Regions from separate parts of the Homo sapiens genome. Here region 2 is linked to region 1. Evidence: chromatin loops called from intact Hi-C (ENCODE). Cell type or tissue: heart right ventricle. All regions are shown on one strand. Each heading gives the region's core, and the rest is flanking DNA. Links, peaks and the distances in the headings are about the cores only.

Region 1 (2,912 bases), core at 276-2,775:
TCTACTAAGATACTGTTGGTAACACGGACAGTGAGTGAAAAGCCTCTGTATGAACAGCTTATCATGATTGGCATGACTCTGCCACCCACATCTGTATTTATAAGCAGCTACAGAGGGCCAGGTGGCAGGTGAAAGCTTGTTTCTCCAGGAAACAACAAACTCAGAGAAGCCGTGGCTTTTGTTGAATCTTCCTGGAACTGTCATGCAGGAAAGCCTGGGAAAGGGAAGATTTGGGTAAGTTCATCAGAGTTTCAGTCTGGACAGGATTTTGGCTGCAGATTCTCTTGGTAATTTCCTTTTACATGAGGTAAAAACGTGAGTGACTTTCCTCATGTTAATACATCCATCACCTTCTAGATCCAGCATCCTGCTTCCAGTAGCGTGCTGGGGCCTCCTGTAGCATGCTGGGGCCTGAACACATGGTCTGACTTCGCAGTCATGGCACTGAACCCCTGAGAACCTACCAAAAAGGAGGGTGCAGAGGAAAACCCTCTCCTTGATGGTGTCCCGCATGGCAGAAACAGGCTTTGCTCCTGGAATACTTTCAGGCCCAGGATCATCTTCACAATGAAAAACCAAGACTAGGCCCGGGCGTGGTGGCCCATGCCTGTAATCCCAGCAATTTGGGTGGCCAAGGCAGGCGGATGGCTTGAGCCTAGGAGTTTGAGACCAGCCTGGCCAACATAGCAAGACCTTGTCTCCACACAAAATGCAAAAATTAGCCAGGCGTGGAGGCATGTGCCTGTAGTCCCAGCTACTCAGGAGGCTGAGATGGGAGGATTGCTTGAGCCCAGGAGGTGGAGGCTACAGTGAGCCAAGATCACACCATTGCACTCCAGCCTGACAGAGTGACAGAGACACTGTCTCAAAATAAAAAAATACAAAAAGATAAACCAGGACTGGGAAAACAGAACTAAGGTGGTATGCCCACTTATTGTGAGCCTTCTGGAAGGAGGTCGTGCACTTTTGAAAAGAACCAGAGAGGCCAGGCGTGGTGGCTCATGCCTGTAATCCCAGCACTTTGGGAGGCTGAGGCGGACAGATCACCTGAGGTCAGGAGTTCAAGACCAGCCTGGCTAACATGGTGAAACCCTGTTTCTACTTTAAAAAAAAAAATACAAAAAACATAGCCAGGGCCGGGCACGGTGGCTCACGCCTGTAATCCCAGTACTTTGGGAGGCTGAAGCAGGTGGATCACAAGGTCAGGAGTTCAAGACCAGCCTGGCCAACATAGTGAAACCCCGTCTCTACTGAAAATACATAAAATTAGCCAGGCGTGGTGGCGGGCACCTGTGATCCCAGCTACTCGAGAGGCTGAGGCAGAAGAATCGCTTGAACCCGGGAGGCAGAGGTTGCAGCGAGCCAAGATCACGCCATTGCACTCCAGCCCGGATGACAGTGTGAGACTCTGTCTCAAAAAAAAATTAGCCAGACGCGGTGGTGCACGCCTGTAATCCCAGCGACTAGGGAGGCTGAGGCTGGAGAATTGCTTGAACCCGGGAGGCGGAGGTTGCAGTGAGCCAAGATTGCGCCATTGCACTCTAGCTTGGGCAACAAAAGCAAAATTCTGTCTCAAAAAAAAAAAAAAAAAAAAATGAAAAGAAAAAGAGAAAAGAACCAGAGAATCAAACACATTGTCCACAAAACAGCCCTGCTTCTGCACAAGCAGGTGATGGGGGCGCCATTTTCCTGAAACATCCCCCTTCCTATTCTAAACCTTCAAGTGCAGTCTCTTTGTACGCTTCTGTTCATTGGGACCACAAGTCTGCCCTCTGCTGGTTAAGGGACATGCAAGCATTATTACAACTGGGAAGGGGACCAGTGCTGTGGCCCCTTAACCGACATTTTTCCCAGAGGGGCAGTGATGTAGGCAGTAATGTACTTACCTCCTAACTCATAGAGACTTTATCTTAAGAGTCAGAGCTGTTGAGTGGCCGATAAAACATTCTCTACCTTCATGGGTCACAGATAACATCTACACGCCGCATATCCCAGGGAATTCTAAAATCAAGCTGGTGTTATCACACCTATGGCTAAAAGTCCTCTGAAACATCATCATATAAGTTAATCTCAAAGAGAAAACATAAATAAACCAAGGAAACATAAAAACAGTCATTGAAAGATACAAACCTGAGTCTGAATCCTGGTCTTTCTATTTACTAGCTCCGTGAGCTGGAACGAGTACTCAACCTCTTTTTTTTTTTTTTTTTTTTTTTTTTTTGAGACACGGTCTGAACTCTGCTTCCTAGGCTGGAGTGCAGTGGGGCGATCTCAGCTTACTGCAACCTCCGCCTCCTGAGCTCAAGGGATCCTCCCATCTCAGCCTCCCAAGTAGCTGAGACTACACACAAGCACCACCACGCCTGGCTAAGTTTGTATTTTTTGTAGAGACGGGGTTTTGCCATGTTTCCCAGACTTGTCTCAAACTCCTGGGCTTGAGCGATCTGTCCATCTCAGCCTCCGAAAGTGCTGGGATTACAGGCATAAGCCACTTCGCACTGTTATTCAACTTCTCTAAACCCCAGTTTCCTCAACTGTAAAATGAGGCTGTCTATAATTACATCAGATAATTGTTGAAAAGATTAAATGAGATCATTAATCAGGTAGCACAGTGCAGTATCTGGCACATTGTAAGCATTCTTTAAATCAGGGGTGTCCCGTCTTTTGGCTTCCCTGGGCCACATTGTTAGGATTGTCTTGGGCCACACATAAAATATACTAAACACTAACAATAGCTGATGTGCTTCAGCAAAAAAAAAAAAAAGGCCAGGCACCGTAATTTACAGCTGTAATCCCAGCACTTTGGGAGGCCGAGGCAGGCAGATTACCTGAGGTCAGGAGTTCAAGACCAGCCTGGCCAAGATGGTGAAACCCCATCTCTACTAAAAATACAAAAATTAGCCGGGCGTGGT
Region 2 (2,912 bases), core at 87-2,586, 490 kb before region 1:
AAAGAGAGTGCCAAGAAACAGACCTGACAGCTGCCTCCCCCTCCCAGTTCTGGAACCACCATCAAAGATGCAATTAATCCAAGGGTGAGACTCCTTTTACTCACACAGCCTCAGATATGAATCAACCCCAAAGTGTTAATAGATCAACAGTTATCTCTAATACCAAATACAATTTGCATTTGAGATGACATCTGCAATATTTTAAAAGCCAATGTCTAAAACAACAAACTTGGCAGTTTTTCTGAGTAGCAATTAACACAGTGACTAATCCTATCAAGAAGACAGTAATTGGCATGGAGACATCCTTCTCACACCAGCGGCAGGTTGAAAAACTTAATCCTAACCTCTTTTTAACAGCGTAGACTCTAGAGCATCTCTGCGCATCAAGGAAACTAAAGCAATTATTAAGGACAAGGGTAATTACCCTACAGTTTCAACAACAACAACAACAAAATAGAAGTATTCAAACAACAATCACATAGGAGAAAGGGTGGGGCCTTGAATCATGGTTAAAGGCTATTTCGGTATCATGGCCAGACTAGGAATAGACTATGGTGTCTCCACGGCCCCACCCAGGACAGAGTCAACCACAGCCCCATGCCAGCCAGTCGGCCCAGCAATGGTCACTGTAGCACATAGCTTTCTATACGAAGGGCTCAAGTGCTGATCTAGTCAAGTAGGAGGTCCCAAGGATTTAACATGTGAAACAACACATATCATCAAGCTGGTCCCTTCGACATCATCAGAACCCACTATGTTTACTCTCAGCCCACATAGTCAAGTTATTCTCCCCAGGTATGACACCTTTCCCCAGAATCTGTCTAAAGCCTTCCCACTCTTCAAGGCTCAGCTATGGTTCTAGGAAACAATCCCAACCCACGGCAGCCCTCAATGAACACTGGGCAATTTAAGCGCCTCTTCTCGGACCCACAAGAGCAAAACACAGAGGTGCACATGTTGACTCATTGCTTCCTGTGGGCTGGCTTGATTTACACCTTCAACAGAATCACATGGTTTTCAAGAGTCAAGCCCCTGCCCTATGTAGCTTTCACATCACCTAGCACAGGGGTAGACAAACAGGTAAAATTCTGGCAAAAATTCCACAGCATCTCAGATGCCCAATAAGGTACCCAATACTCAATAGGGTAAAGGGAGAAAGAGGCTCTTTGTGTGTGTGTGCATTTTGACTGACCTGATCATTGCAGAATTTTCAATGAAGTATGTAGTATGTGTTTACCAAATGAACAAACAAATGAATGAATGCACAATGAACAAACCAAAGAACAAACCAACTTTCATGAGCCTGGATCAGTTTGTCTGGGAGGTTAGCAAGTGTATCCAGTAAGGTCAAGGCTATGGACAAGATGTCTGCACAAGCCAGCTGGCTTCTGCCAGAAAGCACTGCCTGACGGAAGCCCGGTCTACACCTGCAATGCTCCCCAGTTGCCTGGAGGGTGTGCTGTTGGCCACAAGAGGAGCAAGCATGGAGAGAGAGGCTTCCAGCTCGGAAGGGATGTGTTACCCTTTTATAAAGTAGATGACGTGGCATTTTATTGAGCATGGAAACTTCTTACCCATATGCTGTAACCAAACCTTAGTTTAACCCTGGTTTTGCTGGGCAGCAGAATGAGGGAAATGCTAATGGAGGACATCCCTGGACCTGAGGTGAGTGGGCACTTAGCTTTCAAATGCCCAGGAGAGGTAGCAGGGCCCCAAACACTAAAGGAAGAGAAGAGCTCTTATTTCACGAAGACTGGGGAGATAAAGGCAGGTCTTGGATCCACAAGATACCAGGAGCTTGGAATAGACCACACCATATGGAGAAGCACAGAGCCGGTGGTTTGGTCATAAGAAATAAGGGAAGGACACCTGAGTCAAGGCCACAACTGGACCAGCCACTGGCCTCGTGACCCAGGATCCTGCAATGTACCCCTTTAGAAATAGGGTTGATCCTAGATCCACCCATTAGAGGTGGGACAGGGCTCCAAGGTCAATTTTCAGTTGTGGGTGATTGTGTCGGTTGGAAAAATAGAGTGTATATTTTTAGGTGGTATATACATTTTTATCAGAATGAATTCAGCTTTTTAAAACAAGAAGAAAACATTCAATGACAGATTTTCCTCCTGAATTTGTAATATAATATGATAGAAGATTTTCTTTCCACATTCATTTTCTACAGACCTCCCTGTCAGTGTCAGCAACCTGGCCCTTGACACGCTCACTGGGTATCACTGGTGTTATCCAGCGATATCACCTAATGTAAACATGTCTCCTCTTCCAAGCGGGTGGAAAGCCCCAGGAGTGGTGGGGAACTGGGTCTTATTCATCACTAAGCCCTGTTCAGAGCCTAGTAAAGTGTCAGGTACAAGATGCTACTCAGTGGATGCTGATTGTTGATAATTATACAACAGATATAATGCAAGTAAGTCAGCAAAGAAATTCCTCTAGGAGGCCAGTACCAGGGCCAGACACTTCTCAGCTAATAAAGTGTTTAATTTTTACAGAAGTGTGTTTCCCTCTCAGGAGACTAGGAAAGCAGCGTTGCCATTCTCAACTCCTACCAGCAGCCACTGAATGAGAGAGGGGCACTTAGAAGAAGCAGGCCGGGGGTGGGGTGTGCAATCCATGGAGACTGTGTCCATGTGGGAAGCAGCATTTGGGTCAGAATTTGGAAACCAAGGACTTAAGAGAAGTCATTAAAAAGCATGCTGCTTCTGTGCCATTTGCACTCCCTCAGACTGACAAAATTTAAGCATTGACAATAGCTAATGTTGGTAAAAATGTGAAGCAACAGAGGCTCCCACATTACAGAAAGGAGTGAGAACAGAATTAACGCCTTTGGAAAACTACTTGACAACTTCAACAAATGGGAAACAATCTAAATGTCCATCCAAATACAAACAGATAAATAT

What was found. A loop is a pair of places that touch in the nucleus more often than their neighbours do. Peaks named below come from ENCODE experiments on the same cell type or tissue, not always from the same donor. Only the 100,000 strongest peaks of a DNase experiment are listed, where the experiment ranks them.
Region 2: a loop joins it to region 1, with 8 times the contacts of the local background. A loop is called at or near these places in 74 of 110 quality-filtered maps.

The regions. Positions count from the first base shown.
Region 1 is chr1:6,719,035-6,721,946 of GRCh38, reverse strand. No RefSeq gene overlaps it. Among named protein-coding and RNA genes, the nearest start is that of LINC01672, 4.3 kb to the left of the region's middle. In heart right ventricle, for the core only: a CTCF peak has its summit at 1,779 (motif pointing left); a DNase peak (open chromatin) is centred at 1,743.
Region 2 is chr1:7,206,630-7,209,541 of GRCh38, reverse strand. All of the region lies in intron 4 of CAMTA1 (calmodulin binding transcription activator 1), which reads right to left. Among named protein-coding and RNA genes, the nearest start is that of CAMTA1-IT1, 160 kb to the left of the region's middle. In heart right ventricle, for the core only: a CTCF peak has its summit at 1,439; a DNase peak (open chromatin) is centred at 1,473; H3K27me3 peaks cover 759 bases.